Linked DNA regions of Homo sapiens: region 1 is linked to region 2. A link is an interaction called in ENCODE POLR2A ChIA-PET data of the cell type or tissue named here. Cell type or tissue: B cell. All regions are shown on one strand. Each heading gives the region's core, and the rest is flanking DNA. Links, peaks and the distances in the headings are about the cores only.

The links. Peaks named below come from ENCODE experiments on the same cell type or tissue, not always from the same donor. Only the 100,000 strongest peaks of a DNase experiment are listed, where the experiment ranks them.
Region 1: POLR2A ChIA-PET joins it to region 2 with 12 read pairs; 3 of 35 experiments call an interaction of 5 or more read pairs at or near these places.

What each region holds. Positions count from the first base shown.
Region 1 is chr9:124,322,201-124,327,565 of GRCh38, forward strand. It overlaps NEK6 (NIMA related kinase 6), which reads left to right. Exons shown (of 10, transcript NM_014397.6): 6 at 4,130-4,238; 7 at 5,138-5,245. Among named protein-coding and RNA genes, the nearest start is that of NEK6, 67 kb to the left of the region's middle. RefSeq lists enhancers at 2,415-2,494, 2,505-2,554, 3,044-3,093. In B cell, for the core only: a CTCF peak has its summit at 3,327; a DNase peak (open chromatin) is centred at 3,111; H3K27ac peaks cover 1,837 bases.
Region 2 is chr9:124,215,771-124,221,135 of GRCh38, forward strand. No RefSeq gene overlaps it. Among named protein-coding and RNA genes, the nearest start is that of NEK6, 39 kb to the right of the region's middle. RefSeq lists enhancers at 1,261-1,340, 2,250-2,409, 2,980-3,339. In B cell, for the core only: no CTCF peak of the experiment used is centred there; DNase peaks (open chromatin) are centred at 1,231, 1,671, 2,231 and 3,081; H3K4me3 peaks cover 2,576 bases; H3K27ac peaks cover 4,058 bases.

The sequences.
Region 1 (5,365 bases), core at 160-5,159, 110 kb after region 2:
GGGGAACTTCATTTCCATGTTAGGGCTGACACCCAGGCCTGGGGTCTTCAAGAGATTGAGTGACTGTTCGAGTCACATGGGCAGGCTCAGCGCCAGGACTGGCTCATGCTCCACGCCCCTACATACATCTTCACCTGCCTCATCCCACCACCCAGGGCACAGGGCGGAGTTCACCATGAGTCTGGTGTCCAGGACCACTGCAGCTTCAGTGAAACAGCAGCACCTCCTGCCAGCCTCCACCCAGCCCAGTACGCTCATGCGTCCCTCACTGAGTCCCCGCCGTCCTCAAATAGCAAAGCTCAGAGAGGTCTAGTCTCCTGCCCAAGGCACCTCAGCCTCTAGGTGGAAGCCCCCAGGCCTGCCTGACCCCCAGGCCCAAACCTTCAGCCCCTACTCCACTGCTCCTTAGTGGAGGTCCTCACGTCCCTACTGGCTTGGACCTCTGTCCCCAGGGCCCTGCTGTGGCCCCATCACCTCTCTACCCTGGATGCAGCCTGCCTGCTCCCAAGTGAGGCTGGGCCCCGCTGGAGCCCCCACCCTGCTCACAGCCGCACTTAGAAACGGGGCCGGATGTGGGTTCTCTGTCTTTCCCATCAGGCACTGGGGATTGAGCAATTGCTCAGTGCTCTTCTGAAATTTGGGTCCTAGGAATACAGGCGTCACTGGGAAGTGGCATTACTTGAGCTGTTATCACCTGCTCTTACATTTCCGTTGACATATTAATGCCTTTGCAGGGATGTTAATCTGCACACAGATCCCTGGTGGGAACAGATGTGCTAGATCATGTCTTAGCTCTTCCTCTCCCCCGCCCCCGCTTTACTTGTTTCTCCTTCACACGGATTCCCTTGCTGAACATACAAGCATCGTGTATCCACTGTGTGCCAGCCCTCATGCCAAGAACTAGGGTTGCCGCCAGCATGGCTCCTGCCCTCAGGGATCCCAGATTCTAACAGGAAAACAGACCCTCGAATGAGTAGTTAGGAGCCAGTGTGAACAAGCCATGTGCAGGGCCTGTGGGAGTCAGAGAAGGCTTCCTGGAGGAGGTGACACTGAGCTGAGCTGTTAGGGGAGGTGGGCTGTCCAGAAGCAGAAACGGTCCCACAGGGATGGGAAAGGGAAGGGAGCTGAGATGGAGACCACCGGATCACGTAGGGCCTGTTGCTCCAGGCTCGGGGTCCAGGACCAGGCCCTAAGGTCAGAGAAGCTTCCTAAGATTCATGGCGGTGAACAAACGTGGTCAGCTCTGTGTTCTAGAAGAAAGACTGGAGGCCGGGTGGAAGGAGAGGTGAGGGCAGGGACGGAGGAGGAGCAGGAGATGAAGGAGAGGCCTCTCCCTGCTGCCACACGGGAACGCAGCCCGTGGAGAGGACGCCTCACCCTCTCAGCCCCAGTGGAGCCCAGACACTGTGGCCTCTCAGTCCACGGAGTGGGGCTGCCGTCAGACAGGCAGATGGGGGGCTGGGGCTGGGCAAATCCCTCTTCCCTGAACCTCAGTTTCCACCCTGTCCCCGGGAACCTCTTGGAGGGAGCATTGCAGGAAACCCAGGCCAGGTGCAGTCTCCCTCAGCTGAGAGAGAAGAGGAGACATGGGGGCATTCTATCCAGCATCCCTTCTCTATGCCAGGCCTGGGATGGGGTGTCTCCTTCCCTGTGCACCCCTTCCTTGGCTTCACCAGAGCCAACACTGGCTCAGGGTTCAAGTCAGTCATGAACCCAGCAGGATTGAGTCTAGGATGGGTGTGGCCTCAGTTTCTGAGCAGCCACCTGGCCCCCCACGCCTCGGGTCCTTCCTCCTCACCTGGCATGGTTCCCCCTCCCACAGTCCCCACCTCTCTCCCCCCACTGTCCCTGCCTGCTCCCGTTCCCTCCAACCCGGCTCAGGGGCCCTCACCTGCAGAGCTGGCTCGGTGCAGCCGCCAGCAGGGGAGGCCTGGCAGTGCAGAGACCCACTCGAGTAAGACACGTCCCCTGGATGGCCTCAGGCGGGTCCCTGTGCCTCAGTTGCCTCATCTGTAACATACCAGCACAATGCCTGGGGTTTGGTGGGAGCTCGGTTCCCCTGGTTCTGCCTGCTCTCAGGCCACCTCTGGGTTTCCAGAGGAACAGGGGATACCCCATGGTCGCCCCACTGGCCTCAGAGGCTGTCAGGCAGCAGGGATTGTGTCCCGAGAGCCTGCAGCCTCAAGGGCTGAGCTGCGCCATCACAGCCATGGTGCCCGAGTTATTTACGAGGAAGAGTGAAGCTAGGAGCTGCCGTAGCCCCAGAACCCACCAGAGACTCTGCGCCTCCCCGCTAAATGTCAGACAGCGCTTATAGGACATGACATTTAGAAAATCACCACTCTCGGCCACGCGCGTCCCTGCTTAAATGCTGTAATGAGGATTCACTCACATCACAGCGTGAATAACATCCCGGCCTGGCCCGCCACAGGCCTGGAGGTGGCCTGGGGGTGGGGTCTGTGCTGAGACCTGGGACGGCTCACCTGAGAGGGCCTCCCAGAATTGTACCTCAGAACAGCCTCGAGGGGATTTACGGCGAGGTCAGGGGCTCCCCACTGCGACTGTCCCACCGTGGGAAGCACCCAGACCTGGGTCCCAGCTGGGTGCTGGGTGACCTTGGGCATGTTCCTGAACCTCTGAGCTCAGTCTCCCATATCAATGGTTACTGGTGTTATTAGAAGTGGGCTAAGGGGGCCAGGCGTGGTGGCTCACGCCTGTAATCCCAGCACTTTGGGAGGCCGAGGCAGGCAGATCACCTGAGGTGAGGAGTTCGAGACCAGCCTGGCTAACGTGGTGAAACCCCATCTCTACTAAAAATACAAAAAATAGCTGGGCGTGGTGGCGCACACCTGTAATCCCAGCTACTCGGGAGACTGAGGCAGGAGAATTGCTTGAACCCAGGAGGTGGAGGTTGCAGTGAGCTGAGATCACGCCACTGCACTCCAGCCTGGGCGACAGAGGGAGACTCCATCTCAAAAAAAAAAAGAAGTGGGCTAAGGACTTGGGCTTTCTAGGTGGGAGGCCTGGGGCTGAGCTGTGTTTCTGCCTCTTTCTACGTGGCCCTCAGTTTCGTTTCCCTGTCTGTAAGATGGGCCTAGCCCTCCCTCTTAGGCCCGGCATGGTGGCCACACCCTGCAGGTGGTCTGAAAGTGCTGGCCCAGCTCCTTTCCTCCACCCATGCCCCTTTCCAGGCCAGTGTGTCCTGGTCAGTTCCCAGCTTCCCAGCACCAGAGCAGCTGCCCTGACCAGCAGGCCCACAGCGCCGCCTCTGCCTGCTTTGGGGAAAGGTGGTTGCTTTGAAGCAAAAAGCCCCTGCACAAAAAGCTGGTATGCAGGTAGCTGGTGAAGAAGTCCTGCCCCACAGGCATGGGCCTGGCACCTGAGAGCCACCCCCGTCTCTAGCTGAGCCGTGGCTGTCACATGCTCTGGGCCTGCCCTCTCCAGGACCTTCTGTTACTTACAGCTCACTCAGTGTGGCCGGGGACCTTTAGTTTTTGTTTTCTTCCTGGAGCACTAAATATGTTTTCCCAGGCAGTGAAGCAGACTGATGCCCGTTGGAACTGGGGTTCCTTTTGAGTGCGTCAAGCCCATTTCCTCAAGGTTCTCGCCGCGTTTGTTAAGAATTCCAGTGCACTGAGATCTGCTGGTTCCGAGGAGATGGGGGCAGCTGTGATTTAACCACCACGTGTGTCCTGGGTGCCACCCTCCTGGGCCAGGCTGGGGCTGGGGACAGGGAGAGTCCACACCCATTTCAGTCTTGCAAGGAGTGCCCTGTGGAGGGGGTGTCCAGGAGGTTCTGGAAAAATGCAGTTGAGGGCCACTTTCAGCATATTTGAGCTGGGTGTCCATGCAGCAAAGCCATCCGGACATGCCAGGCCTGCCTGGCCCTCACGGAGCTTGCTGGGTTGGGACAGGGTGGCTGCAGAGTGCCATTCAGGCAGAAGTAGAGGCGTGGACACAGCACTCTTGGTTCTGGGCTTATTGTTTGCTCAGTGGCTCAATCCCCCCCCCCCGCCCCTGCCAGGCACCAGTTACCCACTGGGGAAAGGACAGAGGCAGTGCCCTGTGGCCACCCACCTCCAAGCCCGCTCACCCGGGCCTATCCCTCTGCTTGTCTCCCCCACTGCAGTACTTTAAGAAGCAGAAGCGGCTCATCCCGGAGAGGACAGTATGGAAGTACTTTGTGCAGCTGTGCAGCGCCGTGGAGCACATGCATTCACGCCGGGTGATGCACCGAGGTACGTGCCACCCGCCAGGAGCCGCCCGGAGCCACCTGGAGCCCAGGAAGACACTTCCTCATGGCTCCTCCAGGGTCCTCAGGGGCAGCCCCTTGAGGAAGTTGGACCGCTCTGTATTCCCCAGGCAAGGGGGCTGCCCAGCAACCGCGCACACACACGCGCCCGGGTCAGGAACCTCCCCGAGGTGGAAAGTGACATGAGCCCCAGGGGGCAGGGGCCCCGCTTGGCACACCACTTCCAGTTCCCCACAGCAGCCTGGGAGGGAGGTCGAGGAAGCCTCGCACAGAGGGGACTTTCATGGGGGCTTTGCCGTCTCAGCGGGCTGGGCTGAGAAGGGGAGGCACCTGAGAGGGGTGTTTCCACAGTTGACATGATTCCGAGTTGTGAGAAAGGAGCCTGCTGGGTGCCCGGCAGGGCACGAGGTCCTTTACGTAGGCTGCTTCATGGACACCTCCGTTCCTTCACTCTACCTGTATCTCTTGGTGTCTGCTGTATTGGAGGCCCCGCCCTCACTGGGGGGTACGGCACTGGGTGCTCCACTGAGCACTCCGTTCATTCATTACGCAGATTTTCCCTGAGGGCCTCCTGTGTGCGAGGCACTGTTCTAGGCATGGAGGATACAGCTCTAGAGCAGGAAACAGGAGCACAGAAACCCCTGCTGTCTTAACCCTCACAGCAGCTCTGTCAAGTTGGTGGAGGGAGACCCATTTTTCATATGAAGAAACTGAGGCTCAGAAATGGTCAATTTCCCGAGGTCCCACAGCCAGAGCCAGGACAGGGCCTTGCCCTGAGGGAGCAGGACCTGGGCTAGGCCTCACCTTCCTCCCCCTTCCTCTCGTCCTGCCCCACCTACCCCAAGCCTCCTACCCCACACCAATCTCCTTCTCCTCGCCCTGCAGACATCAAGCCTGCCAACGTGTTCATCACAGCCACGGGCGTCGTGAAGCTCGGTGACCTTGGTCTGGGCCGCTTCTTCAGCTCTGAGACCACCGCAGCCCACTCCCTAGGTAAGGGGGACCTGTCTGTGCCCCAGCAGCCCCCAGCGGTCCTGGTGACCATGCAGGGAGACGCAAACATTCTCCCCACGTGTGTTTGGTCAGTTAGTGCAGGAAGATGCCTTTTTTAAG
Region 2 (5,365 bases), core at 50-5,049:
GCACCATGCTGCTGCAGGCCCTCTCTGTCTCTCTGTCTCTCTCTGTCTCTCTTTCTGCCTCCCTGACGTTCTCCCCACCCAGGGGTAGCTCTCCAGAGGCTGTCGCAGGTAGTGGATGAAACATGGACCTTTTTTTTTTTTTCCTTAAGACAGAGTGCCGTGGTGTGATCTCGCCTCACTGCAACCTTTGCCTCCCAGGTTCAAGCAATTCTCCTGCCTCAGTCTCCCGAGTAGCTGGGATTACAGGGGCCCGCCACCACGCCGGCTAATTTTTGTATTTTTATAAAGACGGGGTTTCACCATGTTTGCCAGGCTGGTCTCGAACTCCTGACCTCATGATTCGCCCGCCTCAGCCTCCCAAAGTGCTGGGATTCCAGAAATGAGCCACTGCGCCCAGTCGGACATTGATTTTTAACAAACGTGGGTTCAAATCCTGGTCTGCCATTCACCAGCTATGTGACCGTGTTGGGCCTGTGGCATCCGCTCCCTGAGCCTCAGTTTCTCCACCGTCTCCTGAGGACTTGAGGACACTGTCTAAAGGCAGGTTTGCCATAGCACTGTGAAAGCATCGGCTTTGGGGCTCCTCACTTGCACAGGCCCTTTTGGAATACAAATTCACTTTCATAGGTAAGTTTGAATTTGATTCTTTTGTCTTCAGGCTCCCCACTCCAGTCTACCCCAAGACTCTCTCTCAGATCCTTCTAGCTGGGATGAAAGACCAGGGGCAGGGTGGCAGAGCACCCATGTTTACCCCACTCCCATACTCTGCCCAGAGGTCGGGGCCTGTCCACCGTTGGGCCTCATGTCACAGATGGGGACATGGCCTGGCAGGGCGAAGGGACTTCAGGAGATCATACAGTAAGTTAGTGTCACAGCCGGACTTGGAGCCACATCTCCCAGCTTCAAGGCTCCCTGTTGTGCTGTGGGGAAGGGGTGCACAGGGCTGGCCCGGGGACAGGGCCTGTTCCTCACTTATGAGTGCCGTGGGCTGGGGCTCAGAGGGTGACTTGGTGCCTTGTAAGGGGGCCAGGGGCAGCTGTGGGTGGGGGTGTCCGGGGATTACTGCTAAAATAAGTAGCAGCTTCCTCTGAAACGCCTCTGTGGTCTGTGGAGGGGAAGGAAGTGGAGGACCGGAAACAGGGGAGGCAGAGAGGTGAGAGGCTGAAACTTCTGCCAGCATAGCAGAGACCAAGCTGGGCACCCCCCACCCACCCAGACACAACAGTTGGCCTCTGCCAGGCTGCAGCCTTGGGGCTGCAACCAGGAGGGCCTGGGAAGCTCAGGCCCAGCCCTAATATGGCCACCCAGAGGCTAGAGAATCCCTCTAGGTTGCTCCTGGCTGGCTGGGCTTCTTCCCTTCCTCAAGACACCAGTCACTTCATGCACCATTCTCTTTGCCTGGAATGCCCTTCTCTACATTTTCCTTTAGGGCCCAACACCAATGTCACCTCTTCTGGGAAGCCTTCCCTGACCACCCACCACACACACACACACACACACACACACACACACACACACACACAGAGAGAGAGAGAGAGAGAGAGAGAGGCAGGACAAGACAGCCACAGACCTTCATCATGAATAGTGGCATTCACTGTGACAGTGGCGTTCATCCAGTGCTTCATGTTTATGAACTGCTCTGCATGGATGATCTCATTGAATGTTTACAAAAACACAATGTGTGGTTCTATCAATAGCTTCATGTTACAGACGAGTGAACCAAGGCTCAGAGATGAGCAACTTCCCCAAGGTGGCATAGTCAGAAAATGGCTGAGTGGGGAGTGTGACCCAGGTCTGACTCCACAGCTAGGTCATTGAACCATGCACTATCCTCTGAGACTGGGATGGGATCAGTGTTGTGCAACTTGCCTGCTCCAAGGAGGCTGCATTGTGACCCTAGCAAAGCTTCATTTTCAGCCTTGCCCTTCCCAGCACCCCTGGAGTAGCTGGGAGCTATAGAGTACTCTAGGGAGAGAGGGAAACCAGCTTGTAATGAGGAAGCATTTCCATGTAAACATTTCTGGTAAACTGTGTGAAGGGATCTCAGAAGTATCTCCAAGCCCTTGATACTGTCTTGGGTTTTGTTTTCTCCTTCTAAATAAATGCTTTTGAATCTAATTTTGTATTCTGTTTCTACAGATGGGGCTTCCAAAATTGAAAAGCTTCAGACTTCACAAATCCTAGGTCCACCCTGCGGTGCCCTGTGACTTAACCACAACCACTGCACTGCCTGGGCTTCCCCAGCCCTCTCCAAGGCCCGCTTTCACTGTACCGGGGTTTTCTATTTATGGATCCGCCCTGCTACCCGCCACTCCCACAACCCCCACCCATAGATGGGCCATGAGCTCCTCATGGGCAGAGGGCGAGCCCTGGTTTCTTGGTACCCTAGGGACTGCTTGGTATATAGAAGCCCAGGACAGATTTGTTACATGAGGGAATAAAGGAGTAAATGAATGAGTGAATGAATGAATATGGGTCCCTTCAATGCCATCAGGAAGTATGAGAGATACAACTCCAGCTTTAAAACTCCAGGTCAGCTGGGTATGGTGGCTCACCCTTGTAATCCCAATACTTTTGGAGGCTGAGGTGGGCGGATCGCTTGGGCCCAGGAGTTCAAGACCAGCCTGGGCAACATGGTAAAACCCCATCTCTACAAAAATTAACTGGGCGTTGTGGCATGCACCTGTCATCCCAGCTACTCGAGAGGCTGAGGTGGGAGAATTGCTTGAGCCCCGTTAGTGGAGACTGCAGTGAACTGTGATCGCACCACTGCACTGCACTGCAGCCTAGGCGACAGAGTGAGACTCTGTCTCAAAAAAAAACTCAAGGTCCATCTCCCTGTGTGCCAACCCTGCATGGGTGTTGAGGGTGACTGACAATTTGGACAGGGTTCAGCTGAAGCCAGTCTCTAGCAAGGAGGCCCAAAGCCCCTCCGGTCACTCTGCTCCCTACAGAGGCAGCACTCTAGGCCCCAGGCCTGGACCTCAAGGCTGCAGCAGGGCCCCTGGCCGCCCCCTATAGCCTTGGAAGCCCCTGAGAAGAGGCCCTTCAGTGCAGCTGCAGCAGGTCAGACGCCTCCTCTGGAGAAGAAGGAAGTGAAAGTGCTGTGGTGGGTGAGTCATCGGAGTGTCCCTCTGGACGGATTGATGCCATGAGTGGCATAAGAGGGACAGGCTGGGAGGGAAGAGACACCAGGGTTAGGAGCCCTTTTAGTATCCTCCAGGAAGGCCCCACCTCACCTCCCAGCCCCTCCCAGACACAGGGGTCTTCAGCTTGGAGAAGAGAATGCCTTGGAGATGCCATCTTTGTCCTAGTCTCTGAAGTGGGTAGAAATTAGACAAGGTCCACAGCAGAGGGGGAAGATGGAGTCAGATGGGGAGGTCACAGAGGCTAACTGGTTGCCACCAGGGCCAGGCTCTGGTGGGCTGGCTGCTGCCTGGCAGTAGTGATGGCCAACAGCAAGTAGGGTGGTCTCCTGCCATGGGTCAGGATGTGGATTCTGGATTTGAACCTCATGTCCTCAAACCCCAGCTCTGCCCCTCATGAGCTGCAGGATCCCAGGCAAGTGGCTTCCCCTCTCCTTCCTCTGCTGTCGAGTGAGATCATAGCACTTAATGCATAGGATGAGCAGGGCATGATTAGATACATTACTGTATGTAAAGTGCATAGAAGAGTGCCCGTTCCCAGGAAACCCACAATAAACAGTAACTACTGTATCAGGCAGCATCTCATCAGGAAGCCTGAAATGCCCTAGGTTTTGAACAGAAGGGATTTAATACAGGGGCTTGTCTTCCAATGGAAGGACTGAGAAACAAAACAGGGAATGGTGCAGCCGCCCAGGGATAGGACTTTGCAGTCATATTCTACTTCCTACTGATGCTCGTCCTCAACCTAGTTGCTTTATGTCTCAGAGCTTCAGTATTTTCACATGTAAAAATGGGAATAAAAAGGACCTTTTTTAATTTATTTTTTTATTTTTTAGATGGAATCTCCCTCTGTCGCCCAGGCTGGAGTGCAGTGGCGTGATCTCGATTTGCTGCAACCTCCGCCCCCTGGGTTCAAACAATTCTCCTGCCTCAGCCTCCCTAGTAGCTGGGATTACAGGCATGTGCTACCACACCCGGCTAATTTTTGTATTTTTAGTAGAGACGAGGTTTTGCCATGTTGGCCAGGCTGGTCTCCAACTTCTGACCTCAGGTGATCCGCCCACTTTGGCCTCCCAAAGTGCTGAGATTACAGGTGTGAGCCACCGCGCCTGGCCGATATTTTTTTTTGAGACAGAATCTCACTCTGTCTTCCAGGCTGGAGTGCAGTGGCGCGATCTCGGCTCACTGCAAGCTCCGCTTCCCGGGTTCAGGCCATTTTCCTGCCTCAGCCTCCCAAGTAACTGGGACTACAGGCGCCTGCAAGCACGCCCAGCTAATTTTTTGTATTTTTAGTAGAGACGGGGTTTCACTGTGTTAGCCAGGACGGTCTCCATCTCCTGACCTCGTTATCCACCTGCCTCAGCCTCCCAAAGTGCTGGGATTACAGGCGTGAGCCACAGTGCCCGGCCGATATTTTGTTTTTAAGAATGAAATAGGATAATGTAGGTAGAGTGTTTGGTAGAGTACTGGCTCAGCGTAAGGACTCAACAATGATCCTAGCAATCGCTTATGCAACACGCTAGTTCTCATGACAGTTCTATGAAGCAAGTACTGTGATCACTATGACTCCTATTTAACAGAAGAGAAAACTGAGGCATGGAGAGATCAAGTCACGCAACTAGTAAATGGCAGAGCTGATCTGAACCAAACTGTTGGGCTCCTAAGTCCCACCCTTAACCATTACACTATGCCCCCTTCCCATTTCACCATCAACAGCTCTCTCCCCAGTCAGCCTCACTCAAGCTCAACGCCGCTCTCCTTCTCAGAATTTTACCCAGGGCCTCCAACTCAGATCAATAACCAGCATCTGCTCCCAAGGGTAACACCTGACACCTGACTTCTCACCTTTTTCCCAGGCCTGGGGCCCTGGAGTCACCAGGGTTTGAGTCCTGACTTTGCCCATTTTCCAGCCGTGGAGCTTGTAGAAGGCACTTCTCTTCCTAAAGCTTCCGTTTCCTCCACTGCAGCATGGGGAGGGAGGCTTGTCCTAAATTTGTTGGCCTGTGGTGGAGACAATTTGAAGCCACACTCACGGAGCAGGTCACACTGGAAGCGTATGTGTGTTCAGTGTGTTCCCTGGAAGCGTATGTGTGTTCAGTCCATGAAACTCTGATCAACAGTTAATCATATCCCCAGAGTCCTGGGGACACTGCCAAGTATTTCTTTGCTTTTCCCAACACGTTCTCAGCCCCTGCAGTGTGCATCGTGGGCAAGTGTGC